2 separate regions of the Mus musculus genome follow, and region 2 is linked to region 1. The links are chromatin loops, found by intact Hi-C in ENCODE. Cell type or tissue: heart. All regions are shown on one strand. Links, peaks and the distances in the headings refer to the core of each region. The heading gives the core; the rest is flanking DNA.

The links. Hi-C counts contacts between places; a loop is a spot of excess contacts. Peaks named below come from ENCODE experiments on the same cell type or tissue, not always from the same donor. Only the 100,000 strongest peaks of a DNase experiment are listed, where the experiment ranks them.
Region 2: it touches region 1 in a loop (3-fold over the local background); 13 of 42 quality-filtered maps call a loop at or near these places.

The regions. Positions count from the first base shown.
Region 1 is chr4:145,552,577-145,560,920 of GRCm38, reverse strand. It overlaps the pseudogene Gm21978. Among named protein-coding and RNA genes, the nearest start is that of Gm13212, 28 kb to the left of the region's middle. In heart, for the core only: no CTCF peak of the experiment used is centred there; no DNase peak of the experiment used is centred there.
Region 2 is chr4:147,420,581-147,428,924 of GRCm38, reverse strand. No RefSeq gene overlaps it. Among named protein-coding and RNA genes, the nearest start is that of Gm46898, 13 kb to the right of the region's middle. In heart, for the core only: a CTCF peak has its summit at 2,795 (motif pointing left); DNase peaks (open chromatin) are centred at 3,154, 5,144, 5,554 and 7,414.

The sequences.
Region 1 (8,344 bases), core at 275-8,274:
TTCATGGTGTGAATAAATTTCAGTAAAAGAACACTCTGAAATTGAGAACCACGGTCAATTTGGCCAAAAGTTTGGGAAAAAATATCCTAGTCTATGCACCTACGAACATGGTTTGCTTCACTATAAAACTGACTGAGTGTGAATGGCCTGTGAATATCATGGAGCCAAAGAAAGAGAAGATGAGTGAAATGCACAGAATGTAGGTGAGAGTGTGGTTACTGGTTTTCCAAATGGAAGGTGCTGGGTGATTCACAAAAATCCCAAGAATCAGACCTCTGAAGGCAGGGAAACATAGATTTCACAGGTAATAGCCATTCTCAAATGGTCTCCATAGGCCAGAGATGTCACAGGTGTATCGACTCAGTAGTAATCTATGCTCTGTGATGGTGTACCAGGCCTCTGAACACTTCACACACTAATATACATGCCATAGAGAAAAGAAAGTATCATCACAGGGAGTGGTGGCCCATGCCTGTAATCCCAACACTTGGGAGGCAGAGGCAGGTGAATTTCTGAGTTCAAGGTCAACCTGGTCTACAGAGTGAGTTCCAGGATTGCCAAGGCTACATAGAGAAACCCTATCTCAAAAAAACAAACAACAACAAAAAAACCAAAAACAAAACAGAAAAAAAGAAGGAGGAGGAGGAAGAGCAGCAGCAGCAGCAGGAGGAGGAGGAGGAGAAAAGTATCATCATTGTAGCTTCCACAGTCACAGGACCCTTTCAGACACAGGTGGGAGATGCTTTTCAACATCCACATCCTTTGCAGCTGAGGGTGTAACTGAAGTCACTGTGGTACAGCAACAATTCTAATTCAAAATGTCCATCCTCTTCACTGATTAAAAACTAAAGACGTATATGTATAAATTTTATTTACCTATGTGTAAATGTTGCTATGTTATTAATGTTGCTAGAAAAACACATTTCTTTGAATATTTTGGATAATTGAATGGGGTATGCCTTCCAGTCAATCACAGTTCTACTGACTCTGGAAGACGAATAGCTCATTGCTGTCAAAGTAGAACACCTGAAGATCTATGGCCTGTTTGAAAAGATTTGCCAAAACTGTCTGGTCAATATACCAAGCCAGCTCACGAGAACCTGGGGCAGAAAGTGGACATTTTTGTGTCAGGACATCTGGACATACAGAAGTGTAATCTTGCAATAAACAAAAATTAGTTGTGAAATGGGGTGAGGCAGAGCATGGTTCAGATAGACAGGTTGAAAGCAGGAAGAGGGAGGATTAATTGTTGGGTGGTGGACCACAAACTAATTCAGAGCACCCATAGAAAAGAATCCATAAGATCCTGGCAGCCCAGGAAAAATAATCTATGTCAGCTTCCTGTGCAGAACATGAAAGCCAGGATCCTCCAGCACCATCACAAGACACTTGCTAAGAAGGTGTGTGACTGCTTTTGAAAGCTCAGTTTAATGAAGAATGGATTCCTGTTTCCTATCGATATAATTTCAGTGGAGCACAGGCCGTATGCTAGCCAGTCAGGACAGGAAGGATCAATGGGAACAGGTGTTTGAGATCTGGTCTTGATACTGTTGCTAGTATTAGAGACTGTGATGTACAGTAGCTAACATCAGTAGTGATAAGGTTGTTGTGACATTTGTGTGGTTACGGAGTTTAACAATTTCCTTTCCCCTTTCATAGGTACCATTGGATACCTGGAGGGAGTGAAGAATCTGAGACACGGGGAAAGCCCTGCAGCTGTTGTTCTAGCATTCCCACAGCAACTGAGGCAACTTACTCTAGATGTGGAACTCAGTTCTGACTTCTCTGTTTTTAGAGAGACAGCTGATAATTTATATCAGCTGTTCATTACTTTGATGAAAGATAGATAGATAAATAGATAGATAGATAGATAGATAGATAGATAGATATTCATCCATATTAAAATGTTCAGACAAATAGATGTACCTAGAAAAAAATTATCTATGAAGGTAAGCCAGACACAGGTGGAGAAATATGGAATATATTCACTTATGTGTGGATATTAGCCAATGCTAAAATAATGAACTGGATAAGCCCATTGTATTTAGAGATATTAAGTATAGAAGAGTTGACTTCAGAGCACACAGTGGCACACAGTGGCACACAGATTCCCTGGTGCAGGTAAATAAAATAGATTTCATGGATCGACTGGAGGCAGATGGAGATGTGAATGGGAAAATGAGGTAGAAAGTAGGAGGGAAGTTAAGGTTGAAGAAGAAAATGCTGAGAGACAGTTGGAAATTAGAGGGGTATTTGAGTGATGATATGGAAGCCTATAGTGGTATATACTTCCTAAATGCTATAAAGACAATCAATATTCAGTGACCTACTAATGGGGGTGAAGCAGTCCCAACTGACATGGTATTTGCTTCAAATGAGCTTTCTAGTACACTACCTGAGTTTTATTCAATTGAGTTGTTGGCTAAGTGGGTCCCTTAGATCCCTAAGCAACCTAGGCAGTTGCTAAGATAACTCTTTGCTCTGTTAAAATTGAGAGCAGTTCTCTATTACCAAGCATATCATTCAGAGAACTCACTGGACACAGAGAAGGTGAACCTTCCTGCCTATATAATATTTTCTTTGGTATGTGAAGTTGCTAAACAGGCTAACAAAAGAGAAATGTGAAAAGCAACCTAGCCTCAAAACCTTTGGCTAAAATCTTGTCTACCTGCCAGATATGCTAGGGGAATGATGGCACAAACCATGTAAGAAAAGCTAACCAATGTCTCTTTTGACGTAAATCCTACTCTGTAAGCTGAAACTCATAACCAATTCTGCATGAGTAGCTAGGAACCACACAGTAGATAAAATAAACACCCAGGGGAAAAACAAACACTACCACTCAAGGAAAAATATCAACGATGTGATCCCCAATGATATTCTGTTATACTCAAGACCAGTGTCTTATTCTGTCACCATCCAAGAAGCTTCCTCCTGCATCAGACAGGAAGAGATGCAGAAACCTACCCACAGATGTTAAGTAAAGACAAGAGTCCTTGTCACAGACCTTTAAATCAAACCTACCCCAAAATAGGTCAGGCAACTGCATGTGAGAAAGAATGAAATAGCCAGATGTGTTAGAGGACCCAAGGAGAAAAGGCTATCTGAATCAAATGAACCAGGTTCATGTGAATTTACAGAGAAAAAAGCAATAAACACAGGGCCTGTATAGGTTTGTGCCTGGTCCTCTGGCATATATTATAACCTCTAAGCACCACCAGCCCAAGAAACAGGTAACTTCTTGGAATGCTGCAGGTTGCAAGTCTTAGGAAAATGATAAATCCTCATAGCCTATACAACCCCCTGTAGCATGTGACCCAAGTCCATCTCTTAGTCAGGATGTAATATCTAATAAAGCTTACCCACATGGTGGAATTCATTTTTCTCTGGCGATTCTCTGGTTTAACAGAACCAACAATATATCTTCTCTTCAGCCATACTTTGCAGCAATCTTGTCTTTGTTTTTCATTCAAACCTAAGGTGTAACATTAATACTTAATCCTATGAAGACACATTTTGAATGCTGTATTTACATCAAAACCTGCATATACCTCAGTGTAAAATTAATGGAGATTGTAACTTTACTCAGTAAATGTTAATATTTACAGCCATTTGATGGTGCTTTATAACCTACATTTTCTAATTCGGTGAAATCTGCAATGGTCCCTCATATAACTAATATCTACAAAGCTCTTTTGGAATGTCTATTCAGTCCCCTGTTAAAAGGGAAATGAAGTAGCAAACAGAGAAACAGGGGAGTTAAGAAACATGGGAGAATTTGAGTTCAAGGAGCTTTATTGAGGCTTTATCAAAGAGAACTCCTGTGTACAAACTACAGAGGCTGCCAAGGATCGAAGAGGTTATTTAGAAAAATATTCTGGCAAGTATACAATTAATTCAAGCATCACCAAAACCCCCAGGTTCATAGAATCTCAAACTTCCTAAAAATGGTAAGATACCCACAACAGAATTGTGAGTGTGGCAGGAGAAACTGCACCCCTGCTCCACACCCCTGCTCTGCTCCTGCCCATTTCCCATCCCAACAGCTCCACTGACCTTGAAGGTGAAAGCTGCTGAATGTTCTGGGAGTAAGGCACAGCAGCTGCAGCTTAAGGAGGTACCTCAAATACTCTCCCAATACAACTTCCTGAACACTAGGCATCTGAGATACATTGTCTTTTAAATATGAAGGACAAGCCCCCTTTTAAAACCTGTGGAACAGATATTTTACAATTTTCAGAACCCCAACTTTCAGAATTACAAGTCTTACTTCAGATTAGAAATTATCTTTTCTCTACTGGACATGTGCAAGGTCATTCTGTGCTTCCTGATCAGATATATGAAGGTAAGGATTAGTTTAATTTCTTTTTTTTGGGGGGGGGGGTTTCAAGACAGGGTTTCTCTGTATAGCCCTGGCTGTCCTGGAACTCACTCTGTAGACGAGGCTGGCCTCAAACTCAGAAATCCACCTGCCTCTGCCTCCCTAGTGCTGGGATTAAAGGCGTGCGCCACCATGCCTGGCTTAGTTTAATTTCTTAACAAAAGCTTGTTGCTTTTCCTATGAAGATAACATAGCAAGATCTTACATTACAAATCACCACTGCACTCAGAAAACTGCTCCTGCATTCCTGCAAATCTGTTAGCTCAGCTTGGGTATTTAACCCCTGATGAGCCTATATCCCTGGGATTTAAAACAGACAAATGTTACACATGTCCTGTCTTTGGGAAAGTTTGCTTTTATTCCTGTATGTATATATGCTGAATTCTCATTGTTATTTATACCTTTGCCTAACCTGGGGAAACCTTCAAAGATATGATACAGTATTTGTTTTATTAGTTTATAATGCCAAGGCCTCAAAATCAGAAAATACTTAAAAGGCATATTAAACTTAAAAGGCGTATTAAAATTGGTGTTTGACTCTTAGTTTCTCATATTCCACTGACATCTCCTATAATTCACAGGGACAGGCTATTGTAGAATGAGCTCATCAAACCTTAAAAGATATAGACATCTAAATTACAAAGTAGGGCTGGTGAGATGGCTCAGTGGGTAAGAGCACCCGACTGCTCTTCCGAAGGTCTGGAGTTCAAATCCCAGCAACCACATAGTGGCTCACAACCATCTGTAACAAGATCTGATGCCCTCTTCTGGAGTGTCTGAAGACAGCTACAGTGTACTTACATATAATAAATAAATAAATCTTTTTAAAAAAGTAAAATTATAATTATTGATCTCCTTATAATACTTTATATAACAATAAATAAGTCAATTTTTTAAACTTTTCTAGCCCCTAATAAAATAAAGACCTATTAACAGGATAATAAAAATGACTGATGTTTTTCTGGGAGAAGATCTGTTTATATATTTACAGGACTCTGCAGAGAATTTGTATGTACATGAAGAACAACTTGTCCTCAAGGAGATTAAAATCACAACTTAATATTCAGTGAAAACCTATACATCAAAATTAGGATAAAGTAAAGTTTAAAGTATGAAATAAAAATATAAGCAGAAAAAAAATCTCACATGCTCTCTCAATTTATATCCACCCATCAAGGATGCACTCGCCTTGCAGAGTCACAGCTGGATAACAGAGTGTTAGGGCTCCATCCTCTCAGATGAGGTCATGCTTCCATCCCACCTCAGTGTCCTCTATGACCATTGGGCTAAATGTCCCTTTTTTGTGTGTACACAGCAGTCTCCTCTGTGGTGGCTAGCTGGTAGCCTGAGGCTCCTGGCCTACTTGCTCATGCAATGGCTGTTGGCTGACACCACAGATCTCCTGCCCAGGTATCTGCTGTGTGAATGATAGGGTTGCTCTTATTCTCTGTCTCAGAAAGCACCTCTGAATAATAACTTAGTAAAATCATTCTCTTTTTCTGCTTCCCTATCTCTGACTCATTTGCCCTTTGTAAGTCATCCACCTCTTTTGGGTTAAAAGGAGGATGGAGAAACATAGGGAGGAAGAGGTAGGAGAGGAGAAGGAAGTAAAGGAGGAAGAGGAGGGGAGGAGGAGGAGGAGGTTGTAGGCAAGGAGCAGGGACCCTGAGTACCACCTTCTCATATTACAGAGAGTGAGTTAGAGTAGCTGTCACCAGCATTTCCAGTCTGGGGACACTAAGGTGAAGAGCAAGCAGGTCAGATTTGCAAATGGAACCTGACCTCTTGCTCTGTAACCAAAGTGACTGTAGGAGGTCACCAAGGTGTGGGAGGTAAAGGTGTGGGTGGTAAAGACATGAGAGATATAGGAGTGGAAGTTGTGGGAGGTTTTGGTGTGGGAGGTGTAGGTATGGGAGCTGTGGGAAGTGGAGTTGTGTTCCTTCTGCAGTAGCTGAAATTGCATCTTAAAGGGCAGCTGCCTACTCTGTCATGTCATACTGCCTTGTCTGATTCAAGGATAGTGGCATTTGTTGCTCCAGAAGGGAGCATCAGAGAAGTTCACAGATGGAGGTTCCAGCCAGTCATACCAGCTCCCTACATGGGAGACAGAGACAGGAACACCCACCCTCCAGGAGTTCACACAGTAACACATGTGTTAGTCAGGGTCCTTTAGGAGAGGATCTGAGACAGAATACATATCATAAGGAAGACTGGTTGCATTGACTTCCATGATATGGACCCAGTGGTTCCTCTATCCATGAGCTGGATGACTTAGCAGTTCCAATATGGTGTTGAAGGCCTTGGGCATTCCTGGAGAGTCTCTGGGCTTCAGCCCATATTGAAAGGCTGAAGAAACTGGGCTTCTCAAAGAAATGAGACAGGCACACTTACCAGCAAGGAATGAAGGTAGGCAAACAAATAGCAGTGTATTTTCCTTTAACTTCTGTCTCCTCTGGGAATCTTCACCCACCCTAGAAACACCTCTATAGACCCACACAGAGGTTTGTCTCATAGTTAATTTCAGATCCAACCAACTAGACAATCAGAATTAGCCTTCATGCTGTGCTGAGCCCCCTGCAAGTCCAGAAGAAAGCTCCAGGCATGTAGCCTTTAGGAATCCTCACTTGCCCTGGGGTGGGGTTTTCTATGCTGAAGCAGCTTTTGAGTCACTGCTCTGCCAAGTAACCCCACACACTCCCTGATCCACTGAGTCATACCTTGGTGGGAGGGTGTCTTTGGTCTGTGGTGGTACTCTCTGTGGGCTGTCTAGACATTGTTCACCTCTCCCCAGGAGTCACCCAGTAGCAGAGATGACTTCATGGCACCTTTGTCCCATCTGTAGGAACCTTTGTCCCACCTGTAGGGCCCATCTGTAGGGACCTTTGTCCCATATGTAGGGACCTTCGTCCCATCTGTTGGTCGGTAGTGAAATTGTTACCCTCTTGTCGTGAACCACCCATCTGATTCAGAGACCTCTGGGTCATTTCTCTGGTTTTGGTTGTCCCAGTGGAAGTGGACAAAGATGTCTTTGGGTTTGTAGATGATGATGTTTTCTGAAACGCGTGCTTTCTGTTTGCAGCTGTCCTCTCAGGCCTTAAGGACCGGAGGACTGTGGTCCGCAGACTTACTAAGAGGACCTACAGGCTGCCACCCTGGGGGATGCCCTGGGAAGTTGGGAGAGCCAGGGCTGTCTGGTAGTTTCCGGAGATCGATCAGAGGGACCGAGTTCTGTTGTTGAAGCTGGCCTGCTTGTGGAGGACACAAAAGGGTCACGTGTGTCTAGATCTGTTGGTTTTTGTTTTGTGGTCTTTTTTGTGTGTGTTTTGTTTTTTTGTTTTTCGAGCCAGGGTTTCTCTATATAGCCCTGGATGTCCTGGAATTCACTTTGTAGACCAGGCTGGCCTCGAACTCAGAAATCCGCCTGCCTCTGCCTCCCAAGTGCTGGGATTAAAGGCGGGCGCCACCATGGCCGGCTGTTTTGTGTGTTTTTTTATATGTGTTTAGAGCTATGTGAAAATCTAGAGAAGCGAAGGTAATTCTCATAGGTGCTTGTGTGTGCTAGAGATGATTTACACATGAGAGAACGGGTTTGAAAAAGCAGTACTTTCTGACTATCTGGCGATAATTTGGTGAAAGAGAAAAAACAGACAGTATCAATTGGTCTTTGGAGCCCAGCACCTGTAGTTAGAAGTCTAGTGTGGCTTGAGAAGTCCTGCTAGAAGCTAATTGTAAATGCTGCTCTGAAAGAAGACCTGAAAGCCCCACACTGCTTCCAAGATAGAGATTCGCTCTACATTAGACACCACCGCACAGAAAACCTTGAGATTCAGTGGAAAGGCCCTTGTATTATGCTTCTGCTTTTCCATGTGTGTTAGAAAACTGTGTCTAGTTCTAAGATTAGAACTATTTACTAGAAAGAGTGGGGATTGAAAGATCCTGAGAGAGAGTGAAAAATTATTTAAG
Region 2 (8,344 bases), core at 240-8,239, 1.9 Mb before region 1:
CAAATTTAAATACGATTGGTGAAACAAGCGTAGCTACAAATTTAACCTATCAAAGCTGCAGAAGAAAACAGACATTGTTTTCTTTTCTGTTCTTTGAGCTAAACCTTTATTTTAAAGAGTCTGGAGTCAATTTAAAAATCTCAAAGTATAAGCAACAGAAACCAAAGTTACTCGGCATCATTAGAACCCAATTCTCCCTCCATAGCTAGTCCTGGATACACCATCACACTGGAAAGGCAAGATTCTGATCTAAAATTACTTCTCATGATGGGGAGAGAGGACTTTAAGAAGGACATAGATAACTCCCTTAAAGAAATACAGGAGAACATGGGTAAACAGCTAGAAGCCCTTAAAGAGGAAACACAAAAATCCCTTAAAGAATTACAGAAAAACACAACCAAACACACGAAGGAAATGAACAAAACCATCCAGGATCTAAAAATGAAAATAGAAAAATAAAGAAAGCACAAAGGGGAGACAACCCTGGAGTTAGAAAACCTAGGAAAGAGATCAGGTGTCATAGATGCAAGCATCACCAACAGAATGCAAGAGATAGAAGAGAGAATCTCAGGTGCAGAAGATACCATAGAAAACATTGACACAACAGTCAGAGACAATGCAAAATGCAAACAGCTCCTAACCCAAAACATCCAGGAAATCCAGGACACAATGAGAAGACTAAACCTAAGGATAATAAGTATAGAAGAGAGGGAAGATTCCCAACTAAAAGAGCCAATAAGTATCTTCAATAAAATTATAGAAGAAAAGTTTTCTAACCTAAAGAAAGAGATGCCGATGAACATACAAGAAGCCTACAGAACTCCAAATAGATTGGACCAGAAAAGAAGTTCCTCCTGTCACATAATAATTAAAACATCAAATGCATAAAACAAAGAAAGAATATTAAAACTTGTAAGGGAAAAAGGTCAAGTAACAAATAAAGGCAGACCTTACAGAAAAGAAAGAGCAAAATTAAGGATGTGGAAAGAAACAAATGATACACATACTGACCAATTCTGTGGAAAGACTGTGGGCCACAGGGTATTTGTGTTTCCAGTACCATAGTGTTCTTGCATAATAAAATAAAGTGAAAATAAAAATAAAGTAAAAGTGTAAGCAAAGCTAGTTTACTCAAGCAAATGGCAAGTGTTCTCATGCAGTGGGGGCAGGAGAGTGGGGAAGGTAGAGGAGGAGAGGGAGAAGGAGAAGATGAGAGAATATAGCAGTACAGCTTTGCCACAGATAACTTAAGGGCAAAACAGTAACTTCTGGTATTTGCTATTTTCACTAATTATACATGCCTTTTTGCCTGGGTTTTAAGAAGACTGAAAGGGTTGCCTGCGTTTCTGCCTTGGTGATAAGTCCTTTATTTCTGAAACATGTCTGTTCTGAAAATCTAAACACTGCTCATAAGTGACACCGTGTGAAGGTCTTCAAATGTTTAAAATGTTAAATCACATACAAACTAAATATCCTCTGCTTGAAATAAAAAATATGTATTAGCTACTTCTCTTATATGGTGAAAAAATACTTTAACAAAGGAAACTAGGAAGAAAGGGTTTATTTGTCTCTGAGCTTGAGGGCATATTGCACTATAGAGAGGCAATTCTGGCAGCCGGGACATTTGACCGCAGTTCACACTGCATCTGCATCCAGGAAGCAGAAAGAGATGGGTGCTGATGCCTAGCTTGCTTTCTCCTTATTCAGGCGAGAGAGAGAGACAGAGAGAGAGAGAGACAGAGACAGACAGACAGACAGACAGAGACAGACAGTCAGAGACAGACAGAGGAATAGAGACACAGAAAGAGAATGAGAATGTTTTGGCTAATTAAAAGATAAAAAATTTAATAGAAATACTTAAATAGAAAAATCATTTTCGAGTCTTGAGATAACTCAGCCAGTAGAGGCAAACAATCACAGGACTTGCAATCTGAGTTTGATCTGTGGATCTCACAAGGTGGAAGGAGGAGAATCTATACCTTAGAGTTGTCCTCTGACCTACAGAAGTGCCAGGCAGGACCCTCCCTCACCCCCCACCACTCCAAAGGGGTCTGGACATATGGGTTTTAATGTACTTAGCATGGAAGGCTTATCTAAAACTAAGACAAGTTCAGAAGAATTGCCATAGAAGACAAAAACCAAAGCTGTTAGAATTTAAAGAATACTTCAGGCTAGTTTTGGAAGCCCTACCTACTTTTCTGAATGCAACAATTCTCTTATTTGAAACATTGTCTCATTATATCAAAGGGAAACATGAAGTGTGCAGTAAAGATAGTTAGGGAGGTGGAGTAAAGAGGAGAGGGTTTCCCCACCATCAAGGTGAAGGCCAGTTTGTCCACTTTCTCCTGTTTTCATTTTAATTATAGGAATTAGAGCTTTGGAGCCGAAGAGATGGCCGAGCCACTAAAGACTAGGTTCACAAACAAAAATATAAGAAGTTGGAGATTTGTATGGAGAGAAGAACACATGTCCTAGTTTATGTGGCAAATTCTCACTTACACACTTCCCCTCTCCAATATAAATAGTGCCTCCTTCCACTACTTGAAGATTATCTCAGCTACAGATGAAAACTAAAAGTACCCAAATACATACAAGCAGCACTTATTGGATATTTGTTTCAGAAGTGTGTGTTTGTGCGCTTGTGTGTATGTGTGTGTTTATTTCATGAAGTTGAGGGGAAAATGTGCTGGGGGTGAGTTCTCAAGGGGCTGGAGGGGGGCCCAGTAGAGTATGTATATACTCAACCTATATTGTATACACATATGAAGAGAAGAAAAATCATTTGCTTGACTCTGGCACCCTCTGGTGATTAAAGCATGAAACATCTTTACACAAACAAGTTTTCCTAAAAGCATTAGGACATTCACATTCTGATATTGCTTATTCCTAGAGGGGAAAGTAACACAAACTATTAACATTCCAAATTGGACCATCTAACAGTCCTCACTGAACCTCAGCTTTGAATTCCACATCCTTAAACGTTGTCACTATCGGAGTCTCACCACCACTGCCATCTTTGACACTGTCCAGCATGCCTTTTGTCTCAGATCTCAGTAACTCAGTACACAGATGACCTTCCCAACACTCTTCCCTGCTTCTGCAAAGTTCTCCCAGGTAATGTCTTGGGGGTTGCCACCCCAATTTCTCTCCCTTTCAAGTCACCATTAGTAACCCAATTCTTCCTCGAGACCCCTCAAGAAGCTGCACACCACTCCCTCACTGTGCTGCATCCTATGTGGTCTTCTTTAGTTCTCATGTTCCCACGCCTGCTGAAAGTCCACAATCTTTTGTTGTATTCACACCTCTGAGAGCACCTAAACTCCCTCTTTTACCTAGGCAGACTCTAGACAAAACCCACTAACTCTAACTTCTCTATTTTTTTTCCATCCTGCATGAAACTGGGGAAAACATAAAAAATAATGACTCATCTGATTTTAAATTCAGGGTCAAGAATTCTGATGTCTCATTGGTATCCAGCTGATACTGTATGGTGGCTAGCCTCAGCCTTTTGCAGTCTCTCTCTCTCTCTCTCTCTCTGGGGGGGGAGGGAGGGGGAAGAGGGAGAAAGAGAAATTCTTGCTATGTGTCACACCACTCCTGTCATTGTCCTTATTTTTCTATTTCAATAGTCATCTGATTCATTCATTCATTCATTCATTCATTCATTCTCCCAATCATATTCGCCCTCCCCCCATGCACATGTGTGTATCATTCTCGAGTGATAATATCATTTCCTGCTTTACTGAGAAAATTGAAGCAAAGGGGAACTTTGAGATTACTGGCAGTGCCCACCTTATTGTAATGAGAGGAGCAGTCTACCTTTCTAAGTAAAGACCAGAGCAGCTGCTTTGTATCAAATTCCATTTCTTTCCTTGCTCAGTGACAGCCCTTTCCTCTTTCTCCTCTGTGTCATCTTATAAATATGAAGTCTTCCGGATCACTTGGCACAGCATAAACATGCTGGTATTTATTTACCCCATCTCCAGTCGTTCTCTCTTTTTTTTTATTTTCAGTTTTTTCAGTCCTTCTCTTAATCCCACATTTCCTTCCAATTGTTCTATTGCTCTGAACTCTTTTACAACAACACTCTTCAAAAATCCCCTCAAATTCCATCAGCTCTCTAGTCTTGTCCTTGGGTTCTCTTTCAAACCCACTCTACTCAAACAAAGAGATTAGTAATAAATTGCTGACTTAAATGTGAGATGGTTTTGTAGGCAGCAATAGATAGATATCTGGACTAACGATCAGAGACAGTAACTTGGCCTCCTCCAGAGGGAGCGATCTCATCCTAAAACCATGCTGCTTTAGGAGCTGTCCACTTAGGAAGAGCTGGGGATGTGTGGCTCCTGGGGGTTGTAATCATCAAAGCTAAGTATGGCCTCTCGTATCTGTAATCCCACCACTAAGGAGGCTGAGTCAGATGAACAGCAAACAGCAAGTTTAAGGCCAGCCTTAGAATCCCAATCACCCAAAGAAATTAAATCAAAGTCATTGATGAGAGCACAATTCCCAAGGAATTAGACCCCAAGGATTTAGAATATAGCATGTTGGTGGAATAATGAAGGTGGCAGTAACAGTTTGAAAAGGATAGCTAATAACATTCTAGAGTCTGCAATTGAAAAATCAGAAAATCTCTAAGAAAATTTTGACAAAAGATAGCAACATTTACAGAAATAATGGGCCCATTATGTTCAGCTAGGGGATGGGGCATGTCCATCTTCAACTTGACTCTCTGGGATAATACTTCCATCAGTACATTAAAAATTCACTGATGAGAGTCAGCAGGTGGCATAGAAGCTAAAGACACTTGCTGTTAAGCACAACGACCAAAGATCAATCACTAGGACCCATATGGTGGAAGGGGAGAATCAACTTCTCCAAGTTGTTCTCTGACCTCTACACACGCTCTATAGTATCATTGCATGAACCCCTAACCAAATAAATGTTTAAAAATGAATAGACTGGAACTAGAGAACTGGCTTAGCTGTTAAGAGTGCTTGCTGTGTAATCATGAAAGTCAGAGTTTGAATTGTAGCATCTATGTTACAAGTTGGACGTCTCATGTATGCCTGTAACCCCCACTCTGAGACGGGCCAGAGACAAGAGAATGACTGGGGATTGCATCCATCCTACCAAGGAAATGAGTTTCACATTCAGGCAGAGGCCCTGGCTCAAAGAAGTAGGCACAGGGTAATAAAGGTGGGTATGTTGACTCTCTCTTCTGGCCTTCATGTATGTAGACAAATGTGTGTACTTACAATAAGAATGCATACACTTGGACAGACACATATATACATACATACATACATACATACATACATACATACATACATACATACACACACACACATACATACATACATACATATTTTAAAACTGGTAGCTATGGCTCACATCTAATAAATGCTTTGGTGAGCCAGACACAAAGAAGACATAATAATAGATGACTTAGATCTGAAGAACTCTGTAGGTCAGACAGAATGGTAGGTGTGATTGACATGGAAATGGATACCCTAACCTCAGGGCGACAGCAGTGACCTCAAAGGCCAGCAGGTACAGCTTCACTGTTAGAGAGAATGTGGTACAATTTCCAGGGTAAGCTAGAGGGATGAGAGGTAACCAGACTTCTCTGACCCGTTGTTGTACTCTATGGCAAGAGCACAATAATCATGGGACTGAGATCTTCATGACATACACAGGGAAGCAGAAACTTAGGGGGCCAAAGCATGCCTTACGCCCAATACTCAGCACTAAGTCCATGCAGAGGCTGAGAGCCCTCTGAGGAGCATATATTGGAAGTTTTTCGTTTTTATTTTTCTATAGTGATTCTTTTTATTTTTCAATTTTGAACACACACACATATAAAATATACTTTTTTATCTTTCTCCTCATTATCCTCCTTTACTCCCACTCTCCACTAAATTTTGTCTTCCCCCTTCTGGTTATTTTTGTGTGTATGTGTGTGTGTGTGCGTGCACGCGTGTGTGGTGTATATGTGTCCCATTGTATTTAATTAGGATTGCTTGCATGGCGGGGAGGGGATTATAAACAGATACAAATGGAACCTGAGTCTTAGATTATAATTATTATGTTTAAAAAGTGTGTTTTATTTAAGAATCTTACATAAGAAGCACAATTGATCCTGGTTGAGAACTACTGATAGAAACAAGTATTTATCAATAGTTACATGTGGTGAGCCTTAGTAAATGTCAATTCTCAGGGTATATTAGCTCATCAGCAGGGTGTAGGTCAGTAGGAAGACATCCTCACAACCCTGGTTCAAGTACAGCAGCACCACCCCTCACAGAGCCATAAGGAAAATACTGATTTAAGAAACCGCTCTCCAGGATTCTGATTTAATAGGATTAGGATAATGTCTGTGGATTTGCAATTAATACCCAGTAATAATCACCATAAGTTTGTCAATTAGTGCTGGTCTAGAAATACACTTTGGATAATGCTGCCCCAACGAGATCTACTCTGGGCGACTCTTGGTCAAGGAAAGAGTCCACACTTACAGGGGTTATTAGATATGGCCTCTAAAATTGTCCACCTGACCTGAACTATTCAAAGACTGAGCCTTGCAGAGGAGTATGTAGGTTGCAGGCCTTGCAGAGTGGCAGCTGTGATGGGAGCGAGCATTAAACGGGGTTCTCTTGAACATGCCCTTCTACTCCCAAGAACACAGAAACAATGCAAGTATGAACCCCAAATCCAAAAGTCCCAAAACTGAAGTATTCCATAGTCTGAAACATTTGGAGTAATAAAATGTTGAATATTGTACAAGTGGCCTTCTGTGACACATCACAGTAAAAATGCAGGTACAGTTACCTGCAGACTGTACTGCAAAGTGTATGTGAATAAGGAAGTGTGAACACGTTTTGCACTTAGATTTGGGTCTGACATAAGACTTTAAGGAATACATGCACACATTCTCAAGTCTGAATCACTTATGGCCCCAACTATTTTGGATCAAGGGATGCTCAGCCTGTACTGTGTCCCTAAGAGAAGTGCAGAGATTAATTCCAAAAATAGAGAGGATAGCCAAAACCTTCCCCTAATTCCTATTTAAGTCATCTCCTTAGAGGAAACAAAAACAAAGTAGATTGCTAGATCATTACAGCCTCAATCAGATTGAAATGCCAATCTCCAAGGCAGCACAAGACTAAGATTTTTAATATAGACAACATAGCATCTAGTACCCAGTATGCAGTCACTAACCTAACAAATATTTCCTAACTGAAAATCTGACAACTGACACAGAATATAAGGATATTTGTATGTCCACTGAAGCACACCATTATGGAGATTTTAAAATATCAGATGGCTAAGATAACTGACTCTGGGAATGCCCATAACATTTTTCTCCAGGCTTTCTCAGAGTCCATCAGTGGTTCCATGTCACAAATTGGCTCTGGCAGCATACAAGGATAACACAGTTGCACTTAAAGCATGCTTTTCACCTTTCTCAGGGTGCTCTGCCTATCGCTCTTGCAGTGTCTCCAGTCTACCAACAAACAAAGCCAATGCTAAGCAATTGTTGTGAAACAATTACCCAGGATGACCAGGTGTCCCCCTAGCTTCAATAAATGTACACTTTTCCAATCCAAGGAAGATCAACTTAATCCTTCCAAGGATAATCTCACACTCATGGTGGAAGTTTAATTGTCTGGCCTGCAGACCCTCTGCATTATTTTCATGACACTAAAGAATACTTTATCTAGCATCACACTGCACATCACTTCCTTGCAACTAAGAACAAGGTTATTGTCATGTATTTGACATAATGTTGCTTCTCACGACAGGCATATATATACGGCATCTGAGGTTTGGAGATACCCACATGTTCCCAAAATTCACTACATACCCCTATTATGATGAAAGAGCTGACTTCATAGAACAGTGAATGGGCCTGTGGAGGGTGCCATTAAACTGCAGTGTAAGCTGTCGCCTTAACCCAGCAATAACTATTGACTACAAATGCCCAGCTGTGGGAACCATAAAGTGATTACTCCATCTACACTGGTCTTCTGCTTCACCCATGCTTTTCTCCACTGCCTGCCTCTCTCTCTGTCTCTTCAGACTGCCTTCAAATAGCTGTCCATAACACTTTGTTGTTAAACCTCCTTTTTGCCTCCCTGAATAACTTTTATACACTGTTTCATACATTTATTTTCCTCTTCTTTATTATAAGTTCCAACAAGTAGGGATTTCTGGTTCTGTCTTCTATCACCAGTGCCAAAAAGAGTGCCAGAGTCATAGCCGGACTGACCTGGAGAGTAAAGAGTACCTCTGCCTACGTCATGGATGCTTGGTAAACCTCTGCTGTAAAAGATCTAACAGA